2 separate regions of the Homo sapiens genome follow, and region 1 is linked to region 2. A link is a loop called in an ENCODE intact Hi-C map of the cell type or tissue named here. Cell type or tissue: right lobe of liver. All regions are shown on one strand. Links, peaks and the distances in the headings refer to the core of each region. The heading gives the core; the rest is flanking DNA. Region 1 overlaps EPN1 (epsin 1). Region 2 overlaps NLRP11 (NLR family pyrin domain containing 11).

Evidence for each region. Peaks named below come from ENCODE experiments on the same cell type or tissue, not always from the same donor. Only the 100,000 strongest peaks of a DNase experiment are listed, where the experiment ranks them.
Region 1: it touches region 2 in a loop (2.4-fold over the local background); 6 of 110 quality-filtered maps call a loop at or near these places.

The regions. Positions count from the first base shown.
Region 1 is chr19:55,675,721-55,691,047 of GRCh38, forward strand. It overlaps EPN1 (epsin 1), which reads left to right. Exons shown (of 11, transcript NM_001130072.2): 2 at 2,807-3,135; 3 at 9,676-9,925; 4 at 13,150-13,274; 5 at 13,577-13,651; 6 at 14,147-14,230. The coding sequence starts at 2,908. Among named protein-coding and RNA genes, the nearest start is that of EPN1, 8.2 kb to the left of the region's middle. RefSeq lists a silencer at 1,983-2,277 and enhancers at 2,199-2,608, 5,073-5,573. In right lobe of liver, for the core only: no CTCF peak of the experiment used is centred there; DNase peaks (open chromatin) are centred at 8,121 and 8,471; H3K4me3 peaks cover 873 bases; H3K27ac peaks cover 4,742 bases.
Region 2 is chr19:55,800,816-55,817,086 of GRCh38, forward strand. NLRP11 (NLR family pyrin domain containing 11) reads right to left here. Exons shown (of 10, transcript NM_001394894.2): 3 at 7,954-9,523; 4 at 7,038-7,199; 5 at 757-924. Among named protein-coding and RNA genes, the nearest start is that of NLRP11, 23 kb to the right of the region's middle. RefSeq lists enhancers at 8,688-8,982, 8,880-8,929. In right lobe of liver, for the core only: a CTCF peak has its summit at 8,837 (motif pointing left); a DNase peak (open chromatin) is centred at 8,796; H3K4me3 peaks cover 452 bases.

The sequences.
Region 1 (15,327 bases), core at 4,268-12,267, 130 kb before region 2:
CCGGGTCTCTCTCTCCTCTGTCTGTCGTGTCTGTGTCTGTCAGGATTTGTTCGTGTCTCGTTGAGTTTCCGAGTCTTCTTTTCCCTAGGTGTCTCTAGCCCTTCCCTGCGGGCTTTTCTGCCTATGGTGCAAATCTTACCCCCGCCCCGTCTTCGCATCTGAGTTTTGCCCCCATACCTATCACCTCCAATCCTGAAGTTTCTTTCCAGGAGTCTGTTAACTTGATCTAGAATCTGCCCCTTTTCCCCAGTTTTCTGAGTCTCTGGTGTGATGGTGAAGAGCCCCAGCCTTGGATTCAGAAGCCCGGCTGCCTGCTAAGCTGTGTAATTGCCAGGTGATAGTCTCTGTGTCAAAACCTCAGTTTCCTAGTCGTAGGAAATCCATAGTTCGTAGGCATTCGTAGTTCCTACATCATAGGGTCCTTGTGCATGTAAGTTGAGGTGATGCTTGTAAAGTGCCTGACGGTATCTGACACATAGCAAGTGTGTAATTACTGGGAGCTCTGGTTTTTATTATTACAGTGCTTAGAGATTTTTACACAGTAAGTGTTAGATATCGGTCGGTTATTGGAGTACTCCTTGGAGAACTTTGCCATATCCTTTGTATTCTTTTTAATGTAAGAATTCTCTTTGAATCAATTTAATTTGAAATACAGTCTCATTCTAAGCAGTATCTGAGAAATCTCAGCTTTGATGTGCTAGTTGGGTAATTTTTTCTAATGCACGCCAAATAAGTACAGAGTATTAAGATAGTGCCTTTTCTGCCGCCACCCTTTTGGAAATGTTCTCTGTTTTTTCTCTGATAATAATAGCAGCCAGTGTTATTGAGCGCCTACTATCTGTGGGGCACAGAGCCAAGCACTGCATGTACCCATCTTATTTAATCAACAGGCCTACCAGGTAGGAATTCTTTCATTTCAGAGTTGAGCAAACTGTGTCTCAAGGAGGTGTGCGCTGCAGGTAGCTGATGTGGCCAGGATTTGAACCCACATTTTATATTCTTTGCCATTAGATTCCATTTTTCTTATCTCTTATTTCTCAGCGCCAGGTCTCTTTTTGTTTCTGGGCCTCTTTCTTCCTTGGCCTCCTGCCTCCCTGTCTTCCCATGTTCTTGTATCTGCTGCTGCCTGTGTTTTTCTCATTGTGTCTCTGCCTAGCTCCCTCTGCCCAGGTTTCTATGTGTCTCTTTCTGTCAGAACTGTCTTCTATTTCTTCTCAGTCCCCTTCTCTGCATTTGTTACATCATCTCTTCATCTTAATGTATTAGGCTGGGGCTGTTTTGGGACTCCAGAGAGTTACTTTTTAACTAGCTACATCTGTCTTCAGGTGCCTGGCTTTCTGGCCTGAGGTGGAAGCAGAGGCCAGCCTCTCTCCGTCATCCCTATCTCCCCTGGGCTTACATCATGGCGGGGCTTTGAAAATCTCCCTCTGTGGCTTCTTGGAGCCGCATAGATGGGTGATCAGAGCTGGCTCTGGAACCAGGCTGCTCCAGGAGTAAGGTGTGTGTCCCTGGGCAAGGGGCTGAACCTCTGTGTCTCAGTTTCCACCCTGTGAGGTGGCTATGAATCATGGGGTTGTTTCAAGGATTAACTGAGTTAATACATGTAAAGCACTTAAAACAGTGCCTGGCATGGGATAAGAGCAGTGCGAGTGTCTGCTGGTGTCATCATCATTTGCTTGACTCTCTTGTTTCTCGTCACCAGTCTCGGGATGGGTTAATTTAATTTAGGTTAATTTAAAAGTATGAGTTTTGGAGTTCAGGTGGGCCTCGGGTTGAGTCTGCCCTGCCATTCCTGGTGTGTGACCTTGGTTGAATTATTTAACTTCCAGGAGCCCAGTCTTTGCATGCAGTGTTGAAAAAGGTAATGTCCCTCTTGTGCTGAGCGAGCACCTGGCACACAGCAGGGACCCAGGCAGTGGGGCTGTTAGGTTCCTTATCTCTCCTGAGCCTTGGGCTTCCGCTATCCTTGGGACGTCTGGTCTTCTGGCTTCCCCGGTTCTTCCTGCCGCCCTGGGTTGGTTCCCTGCTCCTGCCTCTGTCTTTAATCCCTTCATCAGCCTTCTTTCCCATGTGTCCTTGTTTCTGCTGTGGATTCCTGCCCCCTCTGCCCTTGTTCCAGAGGTCTTTCCTGCCCTCCCTCTCCACTTCCTCCTTGCATGGTTTACTGAATGGTTTTTCTGGGCCAGCTTCTTTGCTGGGAAAAGCCACATGCAGACAGACATGTTCTCTGCCCCCATGGGGCCTGTGGGTTGACCTTAGCTACAGAATCAGACGAGAATATAAAATCATGAGGGAGACTGAGTTTACTGATGAGGCCCCAGGGATAGGTGACTGTGATGTTTGGGTGTGCACCTGGGAAGTGTAAGCAGAGCCCTTGGGGTGAGTGGATATCCCTGGATGAGGAAGAAGGAAGAGCGCATGGGCAGGACGGAGGGCCTCCTGATGCGCTGCCGGTGTTTACAGGGCGTCAGTTCTCTAGATGACCGCATGGAGCCCCATTTGACAGAAGAGAAAGCTGAGGTGCAAAAGATCCAGCCCGCCCAGGGTGGCCTTGCCAGGAAGTGCTGAGCCAGGTTGTGGGGCTGCGATCTGCCACTGCATATACTCTGCCTCACTGAGCAGGGGCCCCAGCAGGAAGGAGGCAGCCTGTTTGAGGAACTGAAACATGGATGGGGTTACTTTGAGACCTAGAGGTTAACAAGGGACAGAGCCTTCTGGGCCACAGTTAGGAACTCATCTTTGACCCTGAGGGCTCTGGGCAGGCCATGTCCCATTTGTGTTTCCAGAGGTCCTCTTCCCCTCGCAGATGCGGTGACCTGCCAGCACCTGCCGCAGCCTTCGTCCGGGAGTCGCCCCATCTCTCCACGCATCGGGGCCCTGTGCCCCTTGCTGCTGCAGCCGGGCACCATGTCGACCTCGTCCTTGAGGCGCCAGATGAAGAACATCGTCCACAACTACTCAGAGGCGGAGATCAAGGTTCGAGAGGCCACGAGCAATGACCCCTGGGGCCCATCCAGCTCCCTCATGTCAGAGATTGCCGACCTCACCTACAACGTTGTCGCCTTCTCGGAGATCATGAGCATGATCTGGAAGCGGCTCAATGACCATGGCAAGAACTGGCGTCACGTTTACAAGGTCAGCATCCTGCTCTCCTCCCCGGGCAGGTGCAGGGGCTCAGGTGGGAGGACAGGAGCCCGTGTTGTGCACCCTGCCTGGGATGGCATCCCGGTTCTCAAGAGGAACTGGAGAAGAGTAAAATCTCTCTTTTTGTTTAATGAAGGCAACGAATATAAGGCTAAGAAGTTTGGAGCCTTGTGGTTAAAATCTGTTTTTGAGTGAGTGGTGCGTACGTAAGATTCATGTGCTGAGGAGGCCTGAGAGGGCCCACGGTGCCCATCTCTTCTGTGTGCCCAGACACCCAGTTCCTTTCCTCACAGCAGCCAAGTTTCCGCTCTGGGCCCCATCTATGAATGCCTCTCAGGCAGGTGTGTGCTCCCCGTGGCACAGGCGATGCCACGCTGGGGATGAACGCTGTCGTGCCTGTGAGCAGGACTCAGCGACTGGGTTTTCAGTTTGCTGCTCTTGGGGTCCAGGGGCCTTGGCATCCCCACCTTTGGTCTTTGGTTACTGTGTTCCTCGTGTTACGGCAAAGTGGCCAAGGACATGGGCTGGGGCCGGGTTATACTCCCAGTGGCGGGATCTCAGGCTCGTCCCTGAATCTCCCTCTGTGAGGGCCCATGGAGCCGATTCACGTCTGACTTGGGGCAGGGGCTGGTGAGTGTTAGACTCCTGCTGTTGCGGTCCCGTCGGCAAGCATCTGCAGAAGGCCCGCTCTGGGTGTCTTGGTGCACCAGACCAACAAGGCCCCACCCTCATGCGCTTAGACCTGGGCCTGCTCTGGCGGAGGTCCCTGTCCTTGCTGATCTTTGAGACTTCTGCCTAGGTGAGGGTGGTTCCCTCCACTCACAGATGAGGAGGCTGAGGCCTGGAGCGTTGCAGCACTTACACATGGGAGCAGGGGTTGAGGCTCGTTTCCTGTGACTCGTTTTCATACCCATCCCGACACACCAGGATTGGGTTGAGTCATAGATTGAATCAGTTATTGGTCATTTATTGTGAAGGGCTGGGTGGCGTTTGTTTAGTTGAGAATCTTGGAAAACCCTGGAGGTGCAGGTGAGCCTCTCTGGAGGCAACGAGGAGGGATGGGGCTGGAGGGGTGGGTGTGCAGAGGGGATGAATCCAGAGGGGCCCCAGACGCACATCCTTCCTGGTCAGTGGCTGGGGTGATGCTGCTGGGGGCAGACACAGAGTGGCCTGTGGGCAGGGCTGGCAGGTGCCAAGGCCTGAGAGTCTGCTGGGGAGCATGTGGTGCTGGCAGCCAGGGTGGACGGCAGGACAGGGCAGTGCAGGAGAGGGGACGTGGCCTCCAGTGCCAGGCGGGGCTTGGGCTGCTTTACTGAGGTGTAATTTGCACACAGTGAAACCCAGCCTTTCGAGATAGAGTTCTCTGGATTCTGACAGATGCACATATTTCATAACTGTCATCACAGTCAAGGCATAGAAGGTTTTTGTCACCCCCAAGACCTCCCCTATGGTTTTTGCAGCCCCTCTGGGACTCTCCCCAGGCCTGGCTGTTCCTGCTGTATCCGCCATCCCTGCAGCATCTCTTGATTCTTGGGACTCTCCTTTCTATGATCCCCACAGCAGAGCCTGTAGGATCCCCAGCCCATGTGGCTGAGGACACGGGGTTCCCGCTCCACCCTGAACCACTGGTTCCTCATGCTGGGGTGGGGTTCAGCCTCAGTTCCCCGGGGGAGGGTTGATGGCGTCTGGAAACCTGCTTTGGTTGCTGCTTGTGCTGCCTGCTGGACACTGTCCTGAGAGCAGCTTTGTGAGGTCAGCACGTGTCACTGTTGTCCCTGCTGCGGCATGCGCCGATAGCTGAGCATAGGCACAGGGCAGGGGTCCAGGAGGGGGTCCCTGGGTCCACGTCTAGCCAGCGCCTCCCTTCCTGGCTGACCACTTCTATCCCGCAGTCCCCTTCTGGAAGTACGGGTGATGAGGACAACCCCACAGGCCCAGAGGCCCTGAGCCACTGTGAAGCTGCTACACCCCCTTTGGCCCTCTCCGGAGCCCTCTGTGCTGACCTGTTCTGGCATGAGGGCGAGTCCTCTTGCTTCTCACCATCCCTTCGCCACATGGTCTCATCTTGTCACTTCAGCCCCAGGTGGTGGGTTGTGCAGGAGCAGTCTTTCCACTTTGATGGATGGGGAAACTGAGGCCCAGAGACGGGGGAGGTGGCCTGCCGAGGCTCGTGGGGGAGCTGGGGCTTGGGCCCATCTGTTCAGAGCCCAGGCTGTCCCACCCTGTGGCCCTGCTGGCTGGCACTTTGTGGGCCTTATTGTCCCCGTGGAGAAGGAGGGTGAGCTGTGGGGGCCTTGCAGGCCTGGCTCTGCACGGCCTCCCTGCATGGCCTTGGGGGTGAGTATTGGTGAGTAAGGGCCGGCGTTTATTTGGTACCTTGTACGTGTAGCACACACAGGTTCTCATGAAATCCACGGTTACCCTGTAAAGGAAGTTCTTTTTCTCCTTTTCCTCTGTTTTCCAGATGAGGGAACTGAGACATAAAGGAGCTCAGCTCTACCTCGCAGGAGGTGGTAGAGCCAAGAGGAGCCCCGAGCCCACCCTCTGGGCCCTGCACTGCCACCTCACTTCTGAGGAATGCAGGGTCTCAGTCTTGGCTTTAAACCAGGGGTCAGCAAAGTACAGCCCACTGGTGAAATCCCACTCACAGCCTGTGTTTGTAAATAAAGTTTTATTGGAACACAGCCAGGCCCATTCATCTGTGGCTGTGAAGTAGTTGAGACAGAGAGTATATGGCCTGAAAAACTGAAATGTTTTTCATCTGGCTCCTTACAGAAATGTTTGCTGATCCCTGTTTTAAACTTTATTTCTGCATTGCAGGATGTCCTTGATAAAGCTGTCTTTAACATTAAGAAGGACTATCATTTTATGCAGTTGCCCACTGCTTTTTGGTTGTTTTCAGAAAAGCAAAGGAGAAATAATGACTTATTTTGCAAACTTTTTTTTTTTTTAACTTTTTTAGAGACAAAGTGTTGCTCTGTAGCCCAGGCTGGAATCCAGCAGTACAGTCATAGCTCACTGAGCCTTGACCTCCTGGGCTCCAAGCATGGTTGAGGAATAGCTGGGACCACAGGCACACACCACCATGCCCGGCTAATTTTAAGATATTTTAAATTTTTTTGTAGAGATGGCAGTCTCACTGTGTTGCCCAGGCTGGTCTTGAACTCCTGGGCTCAAGCGATCCTCTTGCCTTGGCTTCCCAAAGGGCTGGGATTATAGTCATGAGCCACTACACCTGGCCCACTTGCTCACTTCTAAAATAAGGTTTTAAATTTTTCATTAAGAAGTTGTATACTAAGCACATCATGAATGTATAACACAGCTGTTACGCATGTGGACACCTGTGTAGCCTTCACCTAGAGGGAGGTAGAGGATGCATTCAGCCTTCCAGGTTTCCTCAGGAGACCTGTCTCCCACAGCACCGTGTCTGATTTCTGTCTGCCAAGACTGTTCTTGAGCTTTATATATGTGGAGTCACACGCGTGGTCTTTTGTGTCTGGCTTCTTTTGCTCACCATCACCATCAGGTCAGCAAGGTTGACCGTGCTGTTGCATAAAGCAGTTGTTCATTTATTTTGAGAAAGTCTCACTGTTGCCCAGGCTGGAGTGCGTTGACATGTTCTCGGCTCACTGTAGCCTCTGCCTCCCGGGCTTAAGCAATCCTCCTGCCACAGCCTCCCAAGTAGCAGGGATGACACGCATGTGCCACCACGCCTAGCTAATTTTTTGTTATTTTATTTATTTATTTTTTTAGAGCTGGGGTTTTGCCATGTCACCCACGATGGTCTTGAACTCCTGGACTCAAGCGATCCACCGACTTTAGCCTCTCAAAGCACTGGGGTTACAGGATTTTGCCACTGCACCCGATTTTATATATTTATTTAATTATTGTTTCTTATTTATTTATTTATGAGACGGAGTCTCGCTGTGTTGCCCAGGCTGGAGTGCAGTGGCACCACCTCGGCTCACTGCAACTTCTGCCTCCCAGGTTCAAGCAATTCTCCTGCCTTAGCCTCCCGAGTAGCTGGGATTACAGGTACTTGCCACCACGCCTGGCTAATTTTTGTATTTTTAGTAGAGATGGGGTTTCACCATATTGGCCAGGCTGGTCTCGAACTTCTGACCTCGTGATCCGCCCGCCTTGGCCTCCCAAAGTGCTGGGATTACAGGTGTGAGCCACCGCGCCCAGCCTGTTTTTTGTTTTTTCTTGAAATGGAGTTTCGCTCTTGTTGCCCAAGCTGGAGTGCAGTGGTGCTATCTTGGCTCACTGCAACCTCTGCCTCCCAAGATCAAGCGATTCTCCTGCCTCAGCCTCCTGAGTAGCTGGGATTACAGGCGCATGCCACAATGCCTGGCTAATTTTTTGTATTTTTAGTAGAGATGGTGTTTCACCATGTTGGCCAGGCTGGTCTCAAACTCCTGACCTTGTGATCTGCCCGCCTTGGCCTCTCAAAATGGTAAGATTATAGGTGGGAGCCACCATGCCCGGCCTTATTTATTTATTTTTAAATGGAGTCTCACTCTGTCTCCCAGGCTGGAGTACAGTGGCGTGCTCTTGGCTCACTATCACCTCTGCCTCCCTGATCCACGGGATCCTCCCACCTCAGCCTCCTGAGTAGCTGGGATTACAGGTGTGCACCGCCACACCTGGCCAGTTGTTTTGTGTTTTTAGTAGAAACAGGTTTCATCATGTTGGCCAGGCTGGTCTCGAACCCCTGACCTCGGGTGGTCCACCTGCCTCAGCCTCCCATAGTGCCGGGATTATAGGCGTGAGCCACCACACCTGGCCTCATTTCTCTTTTATTTCAGTGTATGTGGTAGTCCCGCTGTGTGAGCGTGCCATAGTTGATGTATGCATTTCACTGTGCGTGGGTATTCGCACTATTTCCTGCTTCACAATCTTTTTAGCTGCGATACCAAAGTCCAGAGAGCTCTGGAAACGAAAGTGTTTCATGATCCGTTCGGCACAAAGTCTGACCCAGACTGAAGTGAGGTCGTTCACATGGTGTCTGTTGGTCCCACAGTAGTGTGGCTGTTGGCACGACTCTGCCCAGCGCGTTCTCTTATGTGTTGTATGTGCGTTATTTTCCTGGTCTGAACTCAGGAAAATTCTGAATTCCAAAACACAAGGGCCCCAGGAGTTGTGGACCTGGGACTGCCTCTTGGCTTGGGGTGTGATCAGGCATAGCAATGGCTTACCTGCTTTCCTTTCTTTCGTGTAAATACCTTGAGGGCCGGTTAAAGACTAATCTCTGATTACACTGTAAATACTGTTAACACACCTTTGAAAGGCCTTGCCAGAGCTAGGTCCAGCTGCCTCAGAGGGTGAGGAGATATGAATGGCCCTGGCATCTTTCCTGGCAGATTTCTCCTTGGTTCAGACGGAGCTTAGCTGTGATAGCTGACTCTTCCCCTAGGAGCCCTGGGTGGGTTTCTGTGGCTCTGTGAAGGCCCTGGAATCCCCTGCAGAATCAAAGTTGTGCCTTTTTTTGAGGTCAGTGACCAAGACACCCCCTGCAGAGCCTTAAGGGGGCCATGACTCCTCAAGCCCAGGACTTGAGCCTGAGCTAGGGAGAGCCTCAGAGACCTTGGTCCCCCCGCCCCCACTATTAATTTCAACTTGTTGAAAGGGAGTTTGTTTTCGTATTATAAAATACAAACATACCAAAGGGTGCAGATTGAACGATAATGTTCCCTCCGCCCTGTCCTTTTGCTCCTGGTGGTGTGGAACCTGGGTGCCCCTCCCAAGAGAGCCCGGGCCTACACAGGCCCTTGCGTGGATCTCTTCCCTTCTTGCAGAGGTGATAAACTACTGCTCCAGGCTGTTAGTACCAGCGTGAGGTTTTACAGTCAGAAATACACATTTCAAACTAGTACTAAGACCCCCTTCATTGTGATTTAACTAATGTGGTTTTCTTGGCCATGTTACTTTAGATTTTAGTTGTAAAGAAATAGACAGGGCTCCAGGATGCCAGGCGATGCCCATGGCGGCTGTGGTGCCTGTAGCTGCCATTTCCTCTTTTATTTGGATTGAGATGGAGCTCCTACACTGTGCAGCCCCCTTCATATCGCACAGTTCAGTGGCCTTCGGCCCATTCACAGTGCTGGGCGACCACCTCTGTCCAGCTCCAGAACGTCTTCATTGCCCCAGAAGGAAAACCCATAGCCTTCAGGTGGTCCCTCTCCATCCCTCCCTCCACCCCTGGCAACCCACAATCCACTCCGTCTCTCTGGATTTGCCCATTCTGGATGATTCACGTCGATGGAACCGTAGGCTGTGTGGCGTTCTGTGCTGGCGTCTGTCGCTGAGCGCAGTACCTCCGCGGCTGGTCCCCGTCACAGCGTGGGTCTGTGTTCATTCCTTTGCATGGCCGTGTCGTATTCTGTGGGGACAGATGTGTGTCCACCCACTGGCGACAGGTGGGTTGTGGGCCTTGCGCCCAGTCGGCCGCCCCAGAGCCCGCGTCGCAGGCAGTCTCTGGCCCGCCTTGTGCCCGGCGTGCTGACCGGGCATCCCCGTGCCCGCTCGCAGGCCATGACGCTGATGGAGTACCTCATCAAGACCGGCTCGGAGCGCGTGTCGCAGCAGTGCAAGGAGAACATGTACGCCGTGCAGACGCTGAAGGACTTCCAGTACGTGGACCGCGACGGCAAGGACCAGGGCGTGAACGTGCGTGAGAAAGCTAAGCAGCTGGTGGCCCTGCTGCGCGACGAGGACCGGCTGCGGGAAGAGCGGGCGCACGCGCTCAAGACCAAGGAAAAGCTGGCACAGACCGCCACGGGTGAGTCCCTCCCTGCGGCCCCTGACGGCCTAGAGTCTGTCCTCCGCCTACTGCGGCTCCCGGCACCCGGCCGCCCACTGCTTTCTCTCCCAGCCAGGAGGGACCGCGGCATCCCCCTTTGCTTCTCCTCACCTGGGCCCCTTGCTCTGGTCTCACTTGGGCCCTTTTTTTCCCTTAGCACCTCCCATGCAGCAGCTCTGGGACCCTTCCTGCCTCTTGCCTCGTGCCCCAGGGCAGGCCTAGAATTGGGAACTTTTATTCCGCTCCCCCATAGGCTCAGGGCCTGAGGGTGATCAGTGCTGGGGACAGGGCTCTGAGGGGACACGCACAGTGACCCCCGAGGGTGCTGTCCTTCTCTCTGCGCTGAGATGAGGGGAACATCGGAGAGGCAGAGGGGGGCCTGGAAGAGGCACAGAAGGAAGGCCAGAGCCAGGGCCTGCAGGTTGCACCAGGCATCTGGGCCTGTGTTAGGAGCCTTGACAGTGCCTTCTGGAGGTGGAGGACTCAGTCTGGTGGGTGGTGACCAGCACCGAAAACAAAACTTGAAATAGTGCATCCCACATCGTCAAGCCAAGATCTGTCCCACGAAACATTTCCAGTTATGTGATGGGTGTGTGGGTCTCGGACTGTTCCAGGAAGTGTGGTCTGTGTTGGTCGGGGGCTCACAGCCGTGAAGAGGCTAGTCCGGCTGCTCAGGACTGGGAGGGAGGCTGGAGAATGTCTGCCAGGCTCTTCTGCTCTCCAGGAAGAGTGGAGGTGCCTCAGTTAGTGGGGATACGTGGGATGGGGAGGGGCTGCTAGAGCACTGCCCTGGAGGTGGAGGTGGGTCAGCCAGGCCGGTGCAGACAGGAGGAAGGGCCTGTGGCCCTCGTGGGGTCCGGCTCGAGGGACTGGACTTGTTTGGGGAAGTCTAGGCCTTCTGTTTGGACGGGTCTCATTTGGGATCACCTTTCAGCACCCACGGGGAGACATGGGTGTGACGGGGTGTGTGCGACCCTGCCTGGGACTCCAGAGTAGGGACCCACGAGCCAGTAGATGGGCGTGAACGCAGAGAGAGAGTGAAGTGGAGGGAAGGAAGCCGGTGTGGCGTGGGAGTGCTCAGAGCCAGGGACAACAGGAGGGAGTGTAGGCGGCAGAGAGGGGCTGGTCAGCTCGAGGCAGGCAGGCAGGCAGGTGGGTGGCGGGGTTGGGGTGGACGGAGGAGGGACATTGGCAGTAGCTCGGAGGAGAGTGGGAGCCTCAGGTAAGAGGCCTGAGGGTGGGACATCCTGGCTCGGGGGTCGTCAGACTTTGTGCAAGGCCAGAGCTAATGTCCTCTGCGTTGCTGGCCACGCCTTCCCATCCTAGCTGCCTGGCCCCGTCCGCTGGCGGTTGCTGGGAAGCAGCTGCACCCCTCCGACACTCACCAAGGTCTCCGAAATTTGAATTTTATGTAGTTTTCACGTGTCTTTTTTAAGACTTTTAAGTTGTTATTTAATTTTTTAAGGGTACTCTGAATTTTCGCCCATCTTGGTGCATTCTTTTCATTTCTTCCAACCATTGAAAAATGTAAAGGCCTTTCTTAGACCTTCTCAGGCCAGCTGTGGCTGCCACTGTGGTGTGCTGGCCCCTGTCTTGGAGTGAGTTGTGTGGAGGGCTGTGGCTGGGGAGGAGGATGGGGGCAGCTAGGGAGTGAGCCCTGAGACCCTCAGTGGGCAGGGAAGGGCCTGTGGTCCCCGGGCAGCACCGAGGCTGGGTGCTCTGGTGATGGGAAGGCCCGGGTGTTGCTGGCTGGGTGCCAGTATTACCTGTGATGTGGGAGGTGGGGCCCTCAGGGCTGCTGGGCATTGGATTTAGCCACCACCAGGCTGGGGGGTTAGGGGCATGTGCAAGGTAGAGGTTGGGCAATGGGGTGTAGATTCCCAGCACTCACCTCTGAGAGTCCCTAGAGCTTAGGAGGAAGTCACAGGGGCAGGGAAGAGCAGGAGGGGCCACAGGGGTGTGGTCCTCCCTGTGCGCTGGCCTCACCTGTGCCCCACGCTGCCCTTCCATCTGCCCATCCCCTCAGAAGGCCGCTTACCCACCCAAGTCCGTCAATCCCTGCTGGTTCTCTCGTCCTTTCCTCACTCATAACCCCAGATGGTCACCCTTCGGCCCCGCTCTGCCACCCACATGCTCCCTGGAGCATCCCATGCACCCAGCCCTGCTGGGCACACCACACGGGGGCCAGCCTGGGGGCCCCTGGACCCGGTGCAGGTGGGGCCGCCAGACAGCTGCCTGCTGCGGCTCCGGGCAAGGGGAGCCAGGGCCTGCTCGTCAGGGAGAGGCCTGGGCCTGGGGAGTGGGTTGGGTGGGGACACAAGTACAGGACACAGGTGCAAGGCGGCGTCTTGGAGCTGGAGCAGACAGAACTTGCTGACCAGTGCACAGTGGTTGGGAGGGCGGGGCAGGAGAGGCAGGGTCCGCCCTGGGGCTTTGGAGGCTGGGGCAATGGCCCTGTGCTCGGCGGGCCTAGGGCCTGGTTGGAGCCTGTCCTCTGCACTGTGGAGGGGGGCAAGGGTCCACAGGCCTTGGGGGTGGAGAGAACAGTGTCAGGACAGAGTTTGAGGGTAGGCGGGGTTGCTGAGAGGATGCTGCAGTGGAGGCCGGGGATATCTCAGCAGCCTCCTGGAGGGTCCGGCCCTGCCTTCCTGTGTCCTCTCTCTCCCTTCCCCTCCTGCTCTTGGAACCAAGGGCTCCTCGCTAGCCCACTCCCTAACCCCGACTAGGCCTTGGATCCCGCTGTCTCAATGGATGCTGTTCTCCCCTCTGAATTCCAGTTGTTCCCTGCCAGAGCTACCATTCTCAACAAGCCCTGGAAACAGGCCTGGGAAACCTGGGAGGAAGGACCTCCCATCCCCCAGGGGCCCAGGGACAGACCCCAGGCACGCGGAGAGTCCTGGTGGTGGCAGGGCTCAGAGGTTGCTGGGGTTCCCCACCTGCTTATCAGACTGACTTTTGCTCTGGTCCTTCCCTGATGCCTGGCCCCTCCCGTGGGTGGGGCTGCCTGCATCCCCACCCTTCCTCCTCTGAGCACCTGGCGTCTGGTCTCCGCCTCTCAGTCCTAGTCTTGGCCTGCAGAGGTTGTAGGGTGGGGGACTTGGGGGGTGGGGTTGGACACAGAAGCCCCCGTCTGTCTAGGCTATGGGGTTTCCTGTCTCTCGTTCCCTGGTCTGGGTCTCACGCGTTTCTCACCCGCCCTCCAGCCTCATCAGCAGCTGTGGGCTCAGGCCCCCCTCCCGAGGCGGAGCAGGCGTGGCCGCAGAGCAGCGGGGAGGAGGAGCTGCAGCTCCAGCTGGCCCTGGCCATGAGCAAGGAGGAGGCCGACCAGGTACTGGGCGTGCAGCTGGGGCTGTCTGTCCGCCACCCGCCTCCACGCCTCACTTCAGGCTCCCTCCCAGCCAGGCGTGGGCCTGGCCCTCACTGTCGCTGCTCCACATGCTGTCACTCGTCTCCTCCCCAGTCCTGCCTCATCCTCACCCCGCCGTCCCTCTGCGTGTCACTCTCTGCCTGTCCCTCACTGGTTCAGGGACCCCCAGCCCTCTCTTTCTTCGGCTCTATCTGACCCTGGCTCTGCCTCTGACTCTGCCTCTGGCCCCTCCCGTCATGCCCCTCACACTCTCTCTCCCCCAGCCCCCGTCCTGCGGCCCCGAGGACGACGCCCAGCTCCAGCTGGCCCTTAGTTTGAGCCGAGAAGAGCATGATAAGGTCAGAGCAGCCTCCCTGTCCCTGCCCCTGCCAGGGGCTCCCCTCAGACCAGCCCCGTCGCCCCTTCCTAAGTCACCCCCCACCATCCTGCTGGGCCCGAAGCCCACAGGCTCACGCGTGTTGAAACCTCAGTACCTTCAGCCGTAGGATGTAGGACCACAAGTCAGACAGAGCCTGGGTGGTGGCCAGCACAGCTGTGCCAAGGTTGCTCGGGTGACCAGGGTCCCTTCCTCCCCCCAACGCAGGAGATACCACCGAGGCGGGTGCCCGTCCTCCCCGGGTGCGCCAGCACAGCACCCCACTCCCCTTATCCCCTGTCCCGCCTGACCTTTGACCCAGGTGCCCCATCCCCATTTCATACATTGTCCGCATCCCATCGAATCCTTCAGCCGCTTTCGTTGGGGTGGGAGGGGTTGCTGGGGCTTCCAGGCTGAGGTGGCATCTGCCCGTGGCTCACGTTCTCATGTCTCCCTGGTCGTGCCCGTGCCCCAACAGGAGGAGCGGATCCGTCGCGGGGATGACCTGCGGCTGCAGATGGCAATCGAGGAGAGCAAGAGGGAGACTGGGGGCAAGGAGGAGGTGAGCGGGGCTTGTTCTGCCCTCCCTGGCCCCTGCAGGTGTCCGTCCGTCCCATCGCTCATTCCTGCGTGGCCAGGTCCCTGGAGCAGAGACTGAAACACAAGGTCCTGGAGCTGGGCACCGGGTTTCCAGGCTTGGTCGGCCTCTCTGTGCCTCTCCCTCCCTGCTGGGCTGAGGCCGGTGACTGACCAGGCTGCCCTGCGGCCACCTCCTGTGGTCAGCGCTGGCCATCCCCCTTCGGGCTGAGCACCGTGAGGGCCACCACCGGCCGCCACAGCTGAATGGGGAGGCCCAGAATAGGCCAACAGCCTGGCATGGCCACAGGGAGGAGGGTGCAGGGCTCGCCCCATCTGTCACACTTTGTCGGGCACCTCCTTGGTGCCAGGCCGTGTGCTGCACACCCAGGGCCTGTTGGTGAGCGAGGAGGCATGGTCCCGCCCTCGCGAACACTGTTTCTGTGGCGTCCCCATGCTCTGCAGCTGAGTAGCAAACCCTCCCACAACCTTGTGCTTCCAGGTCACGCTTCAGTACTTCCCTGTGACGGGCCCGCTGGCTGGTTGTTTCGTGTCATGGCTGAGGTCACTCATGCCTCTGGGCCCGGGGTGTCCGCACTGGCCTTGCCCTCCAGCCTCCTCCCCTGGCCTCTCCCTGGTTACTAGTCTGTCCTGAGTGTCCTCATAGCACAGTAGCTGCTGCTGCTGCCGCCCCCCAGGACAAGCTCGTCGGGCTGGGTTGGAGTTGCCTCGTCAGCCTGTGCACTGCTATTGGTCTCAGCAGGTCCTGAGGCCAGCCCAAGTTTGAGGGGTGGGGACAAGGCCTCCTCTCCATGGGAGGCGGCAGACAGCTTGTGGCCATAAGTGATCAGGCACAGTGGGACTTTCTTGGTAGACGGAAAGCCTCTTTAGGTTGGCCTCGGCCAGGGGGTCTCTATCAGTGTCCACCACAGCCCAGTGACCCGAGTAAGGGCTGCCCTGCTGGGGGAGCACCAGATCTCACCCATCTCTTCTCCTGCCCTGCCCTGGACTCAGCTCTTCTCCCCTTCCCATCCCCGCCGGGGCCTTTGCCTCACGGGTGCTGACTGGAGATGTGTGCATGAG
Region 2 (16,271 bases), core at 4,954-12,953:
ATCACATCAATAGCTTTTTGCATTAATGACATATGGATATAATTTGATATGCTGGGTTAAATACTGTTAAAATTAGTTTCAAGGCTGGGCACAGTGGCTCACACCTGTAATCTCAGCACTTTGGGAGGCTGAGGCCTGTGGATCACCTGAGGTTGGGAGTTTGAGACAAGCCTGACCAACATGGAGAAACCCTGTCTCTACTAAATATACAAAATTAGCTGGGCATGGTGGCACATACCTGAAATCCCAGCTACTTGGGAGGCTGAGGCAAAAGAATCACTTGAACCTGGAAGTCAGAGGTTGCGGTGAGCTGAGACTGTGCCACTGCACTCTAGCCTGGGCAACAAGGGCGAAACTCCATCTCAAAAAAAAAAAAAAAATTAGTTTCACTTGCTTCCTTTTACTTTTTAATGTGGCTACTGGAAAATTTCAGTTTGTGGCTTGAATAATTTCCACTAGACAGTGTTTTAGGGTTTGACCAGTAGTCTACTTCAGAATGACCAGAGGAATTAGATCATTAGAGAAATATCAGTCAAGGGAGGGAGAAGCCATGTTATATGAAATATCAATGTAGAAATTGAAATCAAAAGGCAGGAATAATGTTGGTGAAAGAAACAAACCACGTGCTAAAAAAATTGAGGAATGAGTGACATCAAAAGGTAGGAGCAGGTAGTGTTATTGAAGGGGCACCTCTATCCACCAACACCCAGGCATTCCCCTCACATGCACTGAGCTTTCAGCCGAGCAACAACTCACCTCAGATGACTTATTTGGCATGTGGGCTCGTGCAGGATGTCATGCAGAAGTGAAAACATATTTAGGGAAATGGACGTACAGTTGATACTCAGGTATGTCAGGCTCCGATTACGAGCCAAAGCCTTGAGTAAGTCTTCAAAACCAGAAGCAGTCGAGACATAGGACAACCTGTGGAAGACATAATAGCAGGAAAGCACTAGTGAAGGTCTGAACATCTTCTCCACAATTTCTCCTGCCTGCCTCACTTCATCCTGTAACAAAGATTCTCAGTGGATTACATCCTCACACATGGCTCTCGATCTTAAATTTCTAGTCAGGTCAGAAGACTATTGCTAATTCCAAGGTCAGCCTGTTGACTTTGAAGTAATCCCCTGGGTCTTTATGGTGTGTTCACCTCATGACCTTTCTTAAGTGGGACCCACAAGCCGGATACTAAGAATACATCCACATGCACAAAGATATTAAGATACATCCACATGCACAAGTTTAACCATGTTTTTCTACACTGAGAGCAAAAGACAAAATATGCTGATGGCTGATAATAGCCACACAATCAACCACATGTAAATTACTCCGTTTCAGCAGTCCCAGCCAGAGCAATCAGGCAAGAGGAAGAAATAAATGGCATCCAAATAGGAAGAGAAGAAGTCAAACTATCACTGTTTGCAGATGACATGATTCCATATCCAGAAAACCCCATAGTCTCAGCCCCAAATCTTCAGCTGATAAACTGCAAAAGTTTCAGGATACAAAAAGAAAAAAATAAAATCAATGTACAAAAATCACTAGCATTCCTATACACCAACGACAGCCAAGCTGAGAGCCAAATCGGAAATGTAATTCTATCCACAATTGCTCACAAAGAATACCTAGGAATACAGCTAACCAGAGAGGTGAAAGATCAAAAGGAGAATTACAAAACACTGCTCAAAGAGATCAGATGACACAAACAAATGGAAAAAACATTCCATGCTCATGGAGAGAAGAATCAATATTGTTAAAATGGCCATACTGCCCAAAGCAATTTACAGATTCAATGCTATTCCTATGAAATTACCAATGGCATTCTTCACAGAAACTAGAAGAACTATTTAAAGTTCATATAGAACAAAAAAAGAGCCCCAATACCCAAGACAATCAATCCTAAGCAAAAAGAACAAAGCTGGAGGCATCACGCTACCTGATTTCCAACTATACTATAGGGCTATGATAACCAAAACAGCATGGTACTGGTACAAAAACAGACACATAGACCAACAGAACAGAATAGAGAACCCAGAAATGAGGCCACACAACTACAACCGTCTGATCTTCAACAAAGCTGACAAAGACAAGCAGTGGAGAAAAGACTCCCTTTTCAATAAATGGTGCTGGGGTAACTGGCTAGTCATATGCAGAAGACTGAAACTGAATGCCTTCTTCACACCACATACAAAAACCAACTCAAGATGGATTACAGACAAAATGAAGTGCAAAACTATTAAAAACTTGGAGGCGCTGGGCACAGTGACTCATGCCTGTAATCCCAGCACTTTGGGAGACTCAGATGGGCAGATCACAAGGTCAGGAGTTCAAGACCAGCCTGGCCAACATAGTGAAACCCTGCCTCTACTAAAAACACAAAAATTAGCTGGGCGTGGTGGCGGGTGCCTGTAGTCTCAACTACTTGGGAGGCTGAGGCAGGAGAAGCACTTGAACCTGGGAGGCGGAGGTTGCAGTGAGCCGAGATCATGCCACTGTACTGGGGAACAGAGCAAGATTCCGTTATAAAAACAAAAACAAACAAAACAAAACAAAAACTAGGCAATACCATTCTGGACATAGGAATGGGCAAAGATTTCATCATGAAGATACCAAGAACAATTGCAACAAAAGCAAAAAATGACAAATGGGAAGTAATTAAACAGAAGTGCTTCTGTACAGCAAAAGAAACTATCAGAGCAAACAGTCAACCTGCAGAATGGGAGAAAACCTTTGCAAACAATGCATCTGACAAACGTCTAATACCCGCATCTATAAGGAACTTAAATTTACAAGAAAAAGATAACCTCATTAAAAAGTGGGCAAAGGGTATAACAGACAGTTTTCAGAAGGTGACATACATGCAGACAACAAGCATATGAAAACAAGCTCAATGTCACTGATCATTAGAGAAAAGCAAATCAAAACCACGAGATACCATCTTACACCAGTCAGAATGGCTACGATTTAAGAATCAAAAAATAACAGGCTGGGCGTGGAGGCTCATGCCTGTAATCCTAGCACTTTGGGAGGCCAAGGTGGGTGGATCACTTGAGGTCAGGAGTTTGAAACCAGTCTGGCCAACATGGTGAAACCCCGTCTCTACCAAAAATACAAAAAATTAGCCAGCTTGGTGGTGCATGTCTGTAATCCCAGCTACTCAGGAGGCTGAGGCAGAACAATCACTTGAACCTGGGAAGTGGAGGTTGCAGTGAGCCGAGATTGTGCCACTGCACCCTAGCCTGGGTGACAGAGCAAGACTCCACCTCGAAAAACAAATTATGTATATATATATATGTGTGTGTGTGTATAAATAAAACAGATGCTGGCAAGGATGTTCCCACTGTTGGTGGGAGTGTAAATTAATTCGACCATTGCGGAAAGCAGTGTAGTGATTCCTCAAAGAGCTAAAAGCAGAACTACCATTTGACCCAGCAATCCCATTACTGGGTATATACCCAAAGGAATACAAGTTATTCTACCAAAAAGATACATGCACATGAATGTTCAATGCAGCACTATTCACAATAGCAAAGACATGCAATCAACCTAATGCCTAGCAACAAGATTGGATAAACGTGATACATATATACCATGGAATACTATGCAGCCATAAAAAAGAGAGCATTTTTTTTTTTTGGCGGGGGCAGGAATATGGAGTTGGAGGCCATTATCCTTAGCAAACTATCACAGGAACAGAACCAAATACTGCATGTTCTCGCTTGTAAGAGGGAGCTAAATGATGAGAACTCATGGACCTGAAGAGGAGAACAACAGACACTGAGGTGTACTTGAGGGGAGGAGGGAGAGGATCAGGAAAAAATAAATGAGTACTAGGCTTAGTAGCTGGGCGTACAGTCTTATAGTCTATATACAAAATATGTACGTCAAACCTGTGACACAAGTTTACCTACATAAACAAACTTGCACATGTACCACTGAACCTGAAGTTAAAAAAATAACAATTCACGGCTGGGTGCGGTGGCTCACCCCTGTAATCTCAGCACTTTGGGAGGCCGAGACAGGTGGATCACGAGGTCAAGAAATCGAGACCATCCTGGCTAACATAGTGAAACCCTGTTTCTATTTAAAATACAAAAATTAGCCAGGCGTGGTGGCGTGCACCTCTAGTCCCAGCTACTCAGGAGGCTGAGACAGAAGAATCGCTTGAACCCTGCAGGTGGAGGTTGCAGTGAGCTGAGATCACGCACTGCACTCTAGCCTGGGTGACAGAGCAAGACGCTGACTCAAAAAATAATAACAAATAATTCACAATTTCATTGAGGAAAAAGAAGTTGTCCTAGAGTCCCACCACCACCACCGGCCCTCACCCCCAACCCCGGAAGAACATTTCTCATTACTCCCTTGGAGTTGCAGCAGGACATCAGGGCAACAGCTTTGGTCATTGTCTCTAAGGGCCACCTAGAGAAAAGAGTTAGGAATCTCCAACTCAACATTAAAGGAAAGAGACGGGAAGGGAAATGTGGAAGCTGGCCAACCCTTGGAGGATTGAGGATCCTATGGCAAATCCAGGCATAGAACACACGGGAAGCCCTTTTAATTTACTTCCCAGCCTATGTGGCGACTCGGTGGGAGACTGGATGTTTTCCATGTTGCCGTATTTTCAGAGTCCTTTACCTAGCAATTCTCCTGATCCCCATTTTACACAAACAACTTCTCTCCCAAGTCTTTGCCCCATGTTGCAACAAAACTGTTTAAGGTTTTGTTTTTTTTTTTAAATACACACAATGGAGTCTCACTCTGTCACCCAGGCTGGAGTGCAGTGCCACAATCTCAGCTCACCGTGGCCTGCGCCTCCCGGGTTTAAGCGATTCTCCTGCCTCAGCCTCCCAAGTAGCTGGGATTACAGTTGCATGCCGCCACACCCGGCTAATTTTTGTGTTTTTAGTAGAGATGGGGTTTCACCATGTTGGCCAGGCTGGTCTCGAACTCCCAACCTCAAGTGATCCACCCGCCTCAGCCTCTCAAAGTGCTGGGATTACAGGCATGAGCCACTGCACCCGCCCTAAAAGTCTTCAGTTCTCCTTTCATCATTTTCAATTAGGCTTTTCTGCTCTCACTACCCTTCCAGAACTGTTCTTGGCCAACAATGACTTCTACCTTGCTAATGTCATTGGCCAATTCTCAGTCTTCAGTCTCCTTGAATAAGGACTGCCATCTGACACAGTTGACCTTTCCTTCGTTGGGAAACTTGCCTCACTGGGATCCGAGGATACCACACCCTTTACTTTACCTTCTAGCCTAATGACCACTCCCTCAAAGGCCTTCGCTAGTTTCTGCTTTTCTCCCCAATCACTTTATGTTGGAGAACTCCGGGCATCAGTCTTTGGATCGTTTTGCTTCCTGAGCAACATTCCTATCCTTGGTGAACTCAGTCCTTGGCTTTAAATACACATTTGTGTTATACACATGTATACATGAACGACACCCACATTTTACCTTCAGTTCAGAAACATTACACACTGCTCTCTGGACACCTAATAGACATCACAGCTTTAGCTCAAACAACTTTAGACTGACCTTCCTCAGATTCTGGCTCTCGCCGTCATTTCCCAACTCAGTGGCAACTCTCACATGGCAGTTTTCAAAACAAAGATCTTGGGACAATTCTCTCTCCTAGTCTAGATTTAATCAAGGAATCATCCTTTGTCAACATATGCCCCGGAGTTCGCACCTCACCAACCTCTACTATTCACACCCTCAGAGGCACCATTGATTCTCACCTGGCAAATGCCAAGAAAAAGAGCCTCCTCTGAGCTTTCAGATTCTGCCCTATGCTCCCCGATTGGCCATTTTTAAACGCGGTATCCAGAATGAGCTTCTTAAAATGCAAGCTAAATTATGGCATCTCTGCTCAAAACCCCTCAAAATGCCTCACCTCACTCCAGAAAACCCAGTCCTGACACTGGTTTACAACACCATGATCATGCCATACATACTTGTGAGCCATCTCCGTAATACCCTTCCTGCCTCACACTGGTCTAAACATGTAGGTCTCTGAACTCAAAGCCTTTGTTTCATGGATCCCTCCCATCCCAGGGGATGACCAACAGTTTATCTGGCTCATTCTTTCACCTCATTCAAGTCTTTGCTCAAATCTCACTTTCTCTGTGGAACTTATTACTACAGCCTGTACCCTCCCACACCCCTAAATACCCACTTATGCACCCTGACCTTGCCATTCTTTTCCCCCCGTAACACCATTATCCTAAAATACTTTAAAATGCGTGTACTTATTATGTCTGCCTATATTCTGTCTCATCAGATAGCAAACAAGGAAATTTGTCTTTTTTCCCCCCATTGATATATCCTAGTGCTTAGACTAGCACCTCAAACAAAGTAGGCATTCTTCTTGAATGAAAATAAAGTTAACTCCTGGGCTTCCAGAATCCTAAGATCATATATGTTGATGTGTACTGAATATTTTAGTGCCATTTCCTATAGAGCTATTATAAACTCAGATAAATACTAATTTTCCCAGTGACTGTTTAGGCAAGTACAGCTGCTTTTCACCTGATTCTAACGCATTCTGTAGGAAAGAAACTGTTAGACTCCTACCCTGACCCATTTTTGCTTTCTTCCTTAGGATAAACCCACTTGTTACTATTTCTTCCTGATTCCAAGAGACTACTTTCCCAGTCCCCCTTTGTAGTTATATGAAGCCGTATGAAGACAAGGTAAACAGGCCAATGAGATGCAAGCAGAAGTGATACAAGAAAGAGTTTTGAAAAGACTCCATCAAGGAAGCTCCTGAAGCTTCTAGATAAACCTTTCCTTCTCCCTTCTGTTGCTTCCTGCCTTGAAGGCAGCCATGATGGCTGGGACCTCAGATGCTACTGTGGCCTAAGGTCATCTTTATCATAGACACACTAAAGATGGTTGAGAAGTACAGAAGGAGCCTAGGCCCTGATGAGCCTGACCTGAAAGTGTGTTTTGTATATTGTCTTCTCCCAGAGAAAGAAAAAGACCACCGTTATTCCTAGGGGAACCTCTAAGGCAGAGGTTGATATAGTACTTACTTGAGTGTGCGAAGTTTACAGCTAGAATGCTCCAGGGCTTTAGACAGAATCCTTTCTGAAATACCATTAAGGTCATTGTCAAAGATATGCAGCTCCCGGAGGCTCTCCATTGTATAAAAAAGAGAGCAGATCTCTCTCCAGTAGACAAGGCTCTTCATTTGACTACATAGAAGAAAAATTGAGTTTTCCAATGGAATCGATTCAACTCCAGCAATTTGTAAAACATGTAAATTAAAGTATGTTTTGAGAGTGCCTGTTGTCTGACTCAGATTTAATACCATGCAGCAAGAAATAAAGTAGGGTCAAACATGAATGAACAACACTCAGATCCATTAAAGTAGCTGGTGATTCCATATTCTGATAAGACACATCTGAGTGCAGGGCCTTTAAATGCGAGATTATTAAATATTTTTAAACTTCAATATTAAAAATCAATGTTGCATGTTTTGTGCTATCATGAATACTCCTATAATGTAACAATACAAGGTTTATTTCTTTTTAATCTATACAACAGATCTGAAGAAATTAGGTTAAACCACTGGTTTGCAATGAGGCAATTCTGCCGCTAAGCAGACATTTGGTGATGTATAAGATTTTTGTTGCTGTCACAAACGGGGAAAAGGGGACCCTACTGGCCACAGGAGAGACCAGAGATACTGCTAAACCTCTTACAATGTGCAAGATAGACCCCCACCACAAAGAATAGCTGGCCCAAAACTTCAACAGTGCTGAGGTTTAACTCAAACTTTGAGTTTAAACAGAAGCAGAGAGATTTAAGTCACTGGTCTAATTAGAAGCTAGATTGGAAGTCAAGTTCTTCATGGCCCCGAGTTTGTCTTGTTCTGGTCAACAAGCTCTAGAATTATGGGCAGGTCTTAGGAAGACAGGAAAGAGGATTTATTTTTTAAAGACTCACCTAGCAGTTGGCCTTATAAGTGGCTCTTTGTTTTGAAAGATGCGCTGAACACTCAACTTAAGTGTCCTCAGGTGACAGCAGTAATCCAGACAGTATAATGAGACCATCATATCCTTGTCTGATTGAAGGTAAACTGTAACCTCCATGAGAGCATCCACAATCGTCTTCACAAATTCTTCTTCCCGATTCTCATAGAGACAGTAAAACAAAGGCATATGGTGCGTCAACTTTTCCGGGTCACGGTCCAAATGTTTCATGTATCCCACCGAGTACCACTTGAAGCTGTCTACCATCGGTAGCTGGTATCCAAAGGATGTCTCAAGAATCTTTCTCCTGTTTGCATTTAGAAGACCAAAAATGAAAGTAAACACTTGATTAAAGTCAGAGTATTGTTCTCTCTTCTCTTTATACTCTCTGCTGCCTGAGGGGATCAGATAGTTGGGTACTGCCATCAGAAATGCAATGGCTGTACAAAACTCCTGGACGTTCAAGTGTATGAACTTGTAACGGTCTTTATGAGTGTTGCTCGGCAAAAGAATATTCGCGGCCTGCAACACAGAGACATCAGCCTCAGTAAACCCAACACATCTGAGGTCTTCACCACTGAAATTCAGGGTGCTCAGAAACAGTCCTCCTGCAGCCAGCAAACACAGACGTTTTAGGAGACCTAGGTGATACTGATTGGCAGTAAGTCCAGCCTCTGATGTCAACGCATCAGCAAGAAAGTGGGCATGTAGATCAGTGGGTGTTTGGCAGCAGAGCTGGAAGTCACGCCCCTTGTCCATCTGCCGCTTCAGGACAGTACACGTGATCCAGCATAAGATGGCGACTCGGCACAGACCCACGAGTATTTCATCCTCATGTACAAGCTGGAGGGCTGCCGACGCCCTCTGGCGGTCTTTAAAGAAAGAGTTAAAATATATCTCCCTCTTCCCATTCGACAGCTGCAAGGTCGTGCAGCAATCTACCTCTTTCAAGAACGTTTTTACATTATTCCCACGTGTGGGCCTTGAGGAGATGAGGAACCAGCAGCCTGGAGCCATTTTTCTCTTCAGCAAACTGACCAGGAGAACTGGAATGGGAACTTTCTGGGTGCTGTTACTACACAAAGCACTTTCATTGACATTTAACTCGAATCTTATGTTGTCCAAGTCCTCGAGGATGAAAAGGAGTTTCTTGGGATCAGACAGGATGTCTGCAATGGGAGCCTGGCCGTCAGGCCAGTCCTTGGCGATTAGCTCAGCCAAGCTGCTGTTGGTCATCTGGTTTATTTCGTGAGCAGTGAGGTGAACGACGTACGAGATCATGTTCTGCCACATCTCACCCTTGATCCACCTCAACACAGCCAGATTTATAACAATAGTTTTTCCAGATGCTCTCTCTCCCATCAGGAACACATTGAGATTGTTTGCTGAATAATAGCTGGTAGAATCATAGGCTAATTGAAGTATGTAGAACACATCTGACGAAACGTCACGAAAAAATTTATAATGAAATTTTCCAAAAGTGTGACTTTCCCATTGCAGCATGAATTTTCTCCTCATGACAGCTTTGCATGCCTCCTGATTGCCTAATCCAGCGAGTACAGGGCAGAAAATACAGAACAAAGATGAAAGTTCAAGATGTAAAAACAGTTTTAGCTTCTTTTCATGTTTACAGTAAAAATATAGTAGAAATTTTTACTTACTACTGCTTATCACAAAGATATAGGTACAAAGATATTTACCATCATGTTGCTTGTTTTTGAGATGGAGTTTTGCTCTTATTGCACAGGCTGGAGTGCAGTGGCACGAACTGGGCTCACTACAGCCTCCACCTCCCAGGTTCAAGCGATTCTCCTGCCTCAGCCTCCCAAGTAGCTAGGATTACAGGCGTGCACCACCACACCTGGCTAATTTTTTGTATTTTTAGTAGAGACAGGGTTTTGCCATGTTAGCCAGGCTGGTTTCGAACTCCTGGCCTCAGGTGATCCACCTGCCTTGGCTTCCCAATGTGCTGGGATTACAGGCATGAGCCACTGCGCCCGGCCCATATTGCTTTAAAGGAAAAAGGTTGAATAAAACCTATTCAACTCATACAGTGGAGTCGACAGATCTGTTTTAGCTTTGTTCTTTATCCTTCAAGGGCTTCCCTCTCATGTCTTGGCATCAAGAACATATTTCTTTCCTTTTTGGGGGTTCCTTAGCGTTTTAGGTAGCCTTCAATTATGTTTCATTTCATACCCAGTTTTTCCTTTGAGGCAATAACTCGAGTTCAGGGACTGTTTCCTGGTACGTATTCAGCTCAAAGTATCTATTACATCTTGGCCCATCAGTCATGAGTTACACGTTCATCTTCCCTTCTATTTTTTTGTTTATGCATATCATTACTGAAATCCTGATCATTTAATGAACTACTTAAGATAAATGAAATTGTATGGAATAAAGTTAAAATTTATCGTAAAGGGAGTCTTATTTCTTGAGAATACACAAGATTGCACTCCCACTGCAAAAACAAACAAAAATGTTAAGACATAAGTATAAAGCTGTCATAGAGGTATGATACAGAAATGATCCAAATAAGTGAATTCCTAGAGGGGGATGACTCCTTCCTTAGTGAGCAGATACTTGAAAATGTTTTTATCCCTGGGTAAGGGCAGGCAAAAGAGGGAGCCTGGCAGCATGGAAGAACTTTGATGGGATAAATAAAAGCCAATGATGAACAGCTGCAGCAGGGCTGGTGTGGTGGACCTGAATGTACTGGAATGTGGCACACTGGCTCCCCCCCAGTGGAGATGAGCCTGATGGATCAACGGGCCTGATCCCACCCTCTAGACTACCAGGGCTGCCTAGTTCCGACCTAGCACATCTCAACAGCCTGGCAGAGACAGGACTTTCTCCTTACTGTTTTTATCTATGACGTTTAGTATACAATAAAAAAATTGAGATTCAAAGAAGCAGAAAGCCATGGTGATGAGTATGGTTCATGATTATAAACCATGATTCATAATCAAGAAAAAAAAATCTTTGGAAGATGTCTATTTAGGTGTTTTTCTTTTTGCCAATTTATTGATTAGGTTATCTGTTTTCTTGTTATGCAGTTCCTTATATACTTTGGATATTAGTTCCGTATCATACATAGTTTACAAATATATTCTCCCAATCCAGGAGTCTCTTCACTCATTTCCCTTTGCCATTCAGAAGCTGTCCAGTTTCACACATGTACACACACACACACACACACACACACACGTAAGAGAATAAATATGTGAGATAATAGATTTGTTAGCTTCATGTCAACATTCCACAATGGAAGCATATCAAAACATCACATTGTCCCATATAAGTATGCATAACTATTTGTCAAAAGTAAAATTAAAAAAAAATGAATAGAAGCATATGTACGGATAACCCAGCTTTTGGAATTAGGAGGTAATTTTATAATAAGTTTCATATTATGCATATATCCCCATATATTAGGTATATAGAGTATAAGAATCAGATGGATGCTCTGTAACTTAAAATATACACTATGCAAAACAAAGAATTCATTGGAATGGCTGAATGGCAGATGGCACACACAGAAGAAAGGATGAGGGGGCACCAGCACAGATCAATAGAATTGGCCTAACAAGCACAGAGGAAAAACAATCACAAAACCAATCAGACCATCAGGGAACTGTGATACAATATCAAAGGACCAGTATAAAATACGTGTAATTACAGTCCCAAAAGGAGAGGGGATGAAAAGGTATTCAACATCACGAATCAGAAATGCAAATAAAAATCACGATGAGCTATTCCCTTCACACCTGTTAGAATGGATATTATCAAGAAGACAAACGGTAAGTGTGGGTGAAGATGTGGAGAAAAGGGAAGCCTTGTGCACGGTGTGTGGGGCTGTCAATTAGAGGAGTCATTACGAAAAATGATGTGGAGGTTCCTCAAAAAATGAAAAATAGAACTACCCTAGGACCCTGAAGCTCTTTCTTGAGAATCCTTTGTGGTCAGAAAAGCCTGTCAAGGACGTTTTTATTTTCTATAAACTTAGTTCAAAACCTTAAGTTTATTCTTCAGTCCATTTCTCCCTTGTCACCTTTTATGATGAGCAAAACCACCACCACCAGGCTGCATCTTTATTGTCCCCCTAAATCTCCTTATCTTCAAGTTAATAATGTGCATTTTCCACTGTTATTTCAGGAACAACCTTGCTAAACTTTCCACCAGTTCAGGTTCCCACCTGATAAAGTCCACTGAAGGTCAAAGGCATGTTGAAAACTTATTAAAATGGTAGAGGGTGGCCAGGCACAGCGACTCACACCTGTAATCACAGCACTTTGGGAGGCGAAGGCGGGCAGATCACCTGAGGTCAGGAGTTCGAGACCAGCCTGGCCAACATGCTGAAACCCCATCTCTACTAAAAATACAAAAATTAGCCCGGCATGGTGGCAGGCGCCTGTAATCCCAGCTACTCGGGAGGCTGAGACAGGAGAATCACTTGAACCAAGGAAGCAGAGGTTGCAGTGAGCCAAGATTGCACCACTGCACTCCAGCCTGGGAAAAAAAATTTTTTAAAGCAGAGGAAAGTTACAGGTCAAGTAGTTTCTTGACCTGTAGTTTCCTCTACCCTTTAATTACTTGACTTGTAGTTTCTTTCCCCACTGAAAATTTCAAGGCCCATCAGGCATCTACCAATTTCCTGTCCCAAATTCCAAAGCTCCATTTGAGTTTTGTTTTCCACTGGGAGCAGTCTATGTAAGTACTAAGACCTTTTGCAATTACTACTGCGATATGTCGAGCCATCCCAGAAGAGGTACTGGGTGAAGAAAGTGAAGAAAAGAAATCATATCTGATATTCTCTTAAATATCTGCAATTTGGAGAGAAGTAAACAGAGCAGGTGAGCATGTACCTCATGAGGAAGGGACAGCACAACAGTCTTGAGAATAAGATGATCAAGAGAAGCAGGAAGGATTTCTATTTTCTCAGGGCCCTGGGCAGAGGAGGAGGGGAAAGACATTGCAATGTCCATGGAAGTGAGAAACTCACTGAGTGGACTCAGCCCTGCTACTGACATTTAAAGGGTCACCATGGAGGACACAGCCATGGTCTCCAGGAAAGCCTTCTCTCAAACTTGGGTTCACTTCCCCCTCATTGAAACCCTCAGTAGATAGTGGTAAAAATGTAAAGGGTAATAAGAGATTACAACATGGCCTAGGAGGCATGTTCAGTAGACTTTACGCCAGACTGATATCAGTCTGTGGCCTGTTAGGGACTGGGCCCCACAGCCGATGGTGAGTGGTGAGTGACTGAGCACTCCTCTGTATTTACAGCCGCTCCCCATCGCTCACATTACCACCTGGGTTCTGCCTCCTGTCAGATCAGTGGGAGCATTGGATTCTCACAGAAGCGTGAACCCTATTGTGAACTGCACATAGGAGGGATATAGGTTGCACCCTCCTTATGAGAATCTAATGCCTGATGATCTGTCACTGCTTCCCATCACCCCCCAATGGGACTGTCTAGTGGCAGGAAAATGAGCTCAGGGCTCCCAGTGATTCTACATCATGGCGAGTTGTAGAATTATTTCATTATATATTACAATGTAATAGAAATAAAGTACATAATAAATGTAATACATTTGAATTATCCCCAAACCATCCATCTCCACCCCTTCTAGTCCATGGAAAAATTGTCTTCCGTGAAACTGGTGCCAAAAAGGTGCGGGACCACTGCTTTACACTATACCAGGACAAGCTATACATTTTGGACACAGTTGTCCATAAGCTTGAGCTAGATAAGAAAAGAGAAGTGAATGACAGGATAACCATGCAACTAAAAAAAAAATTACTAATTCTGGAAGAAAACACTCAAGGAAGGAAAACAAGTTTACCACCATGTCAAGGTACTTAAAGTGTAATTTTTAAAATATCTAAAATATGAAGTGAGGCATGGTTAGAGAAGATGGTAGACCAGAAGCTGGTAGTGTGCACCGCTCTCATGGAGAGAGAACAGAGCAGCAACACCAGCTTTTCAACTGGATTATCTAGGACACACGGGATTCATCAAGGAAGCCACACAACCCACGGAGAACAGAAGAGTGAGACAGGACAGCCACCAGCCCAGGACTGGCACACGGCCCAGGAAGGCTCCTGACCACAGGGAGATGGTGAGTGAGCAAGAGTCCCCACGGATTGTTATTTTACAGTGTATATCAAAACATCAAGTTGTACACCTTAAGTATACATAATTTGTATCTGTCAATTACATCACAATAAAGCCAGAAGCATGTAGGTATGGAAGGAAAAGGTCTAAGAAAAATGTATGGCCTCAAAATAGAGAACATAGACAGAAAGATCAAATTCAGGTTACAAAAAAAAATCCTTGTAATTATGGAGTATGTAAATATGGGTGACAAATGTTTTAAAAAGAACATTCATATGCACCCCTATTAAGCTTTTAAACTTTAAGGATAAAGAAATTATTCAGGAATTTAGCAAGAGGCTGGGCACGGTGGCTTATGCCTGTAGCCCCAGCACTTTGGGAGGCCGAGGCGGGCGGATCACCTGAGGTCAGGAGTTCAAGACCAGCCTGGCCAACATAGTGAAACCCCATCTCTACTAAAAACACAAAAATGAGCCGGGTGTGGTGGTGGGCACCCTTAATCCCAGCTACTCAGGAGGCTAAGTCAGGAGAATCACTCGAACCTAGGAGGTGGAGGTTGCAGTGAGCCGAGATTGTTCCATTGCATTCCAGCCTGGACAATGGAACAAGACTCCATCTCAAAAAAAAAAAAAAAAAGAATTTAGCAATAAACATGAAAAAGGAAAACAAATCTTAACAGGTTAACATTTCTCCAAACATATTCAGTGCCAGAAGACACAGAAGGAATTTATACAATATTAAAAAGGAGTGGCTGGAGAGTATTACGTCCAGTAAAGTTCCCATTTGTGTATAAAGACATGCAAAGAGTTTTAGACATAAAATTAAGGAGTTCACTAAGGAATTCACTCATGAATCCTTCTCAGAGGCAGAGATGGAGGAAGCAACAATGAAGTCCAGTTAACTAAGGCAATGAAATGAATTATTCATCACATCAGGGACAGGGGTATGTGATAAGCCAGGTATAGCTTTAAATATAGAAGAAGCCTAAACAAAAAGATACTTGTGATTGCCATCAATAGTCGAGGTTATGAGCCTTGACTCCATAAAGTATATATAAGCCATGGGTTGGAGGAGAATAGCAAAGGAAGGCCAGAAGCCTGTGAGTCATAACGATGAGTGAAGACATGCTATACTATTTAATTGGGAAGATACGAGTTTAACCAAGTAAATATTGTATAAAAGTTGTCTTCAATATTAGAGGAATTTGAGGACCAAACTACTTCTTCATTCTAAAGAAGATCTACTGTTCACCTATAAGACACATAGACTGAAAATAAGAGGGAGATATTCCATGCCATTGGAAGCCAAAGAAGAGGAGTAGCTATGCTTATATCAGACAAAACAGATTCCATGACAAAAACTATAATGAGACACAAAGAAGGTCATTATGTAATACAGGGGTTGATCTAGCAAGAGGATGTGACAACTGTAAATATATATGCATCCAACACTGGAGTCCTCAGTTTAGCTCTAATAATTGCTTTATGTAAGAGAGACTCTAACACAATTACAGCTGTAGACTTCAACATCCCATTTTAGTGTGGTATTCATGATCTTGGTAAGTTCTCTTAACCCCTCAGGTATTCAGGTTTTCAATTGGAATACATGATTTTATCTATTTTAGAGATGTTCGGGAGGGACTAAATGAGCCAATGATGACGACCTGCATAGGAGTGTACCCAAAATGTTAACCCTCCATGACGCTTACACAGAGTCCCCTACATTTCTGTAGCTGGGTCTTATGGTAGGAGCGTACCCGGTTGTTAACCCTCCATGATCTTTACACAGAGCCCCTACTTTTCTGTAGCTGGATCTTATGGTTCTAGGACAGAGCTCTCTGCTGGGAAATCTGCTCTAGCTCAAGTACTTTCTTTGAGTCTAATCCTTTGGCTGGCTACTTTCATATAAGCTGGTTTGCATAATAACAGAAAATAAAGGTAGGATCATAAAGCCACAAAATAGAACATGACCCATATCCAATCTATCCCTGGTCCTCATGTGATGTCCAGTTCTGAAGACTGGTTCTTTGGGGATGGAAAAGTCATGTATCAAAACCACCAAGCTAAACAATTCCATCAACAAGTGGACTAAGGACACAAATAGATGCTTCTCAAAAGAAGATACACAAATGGCCAGTATCTGATAGTCCTTGAAAAAATGAATATGAAAAAAATGCT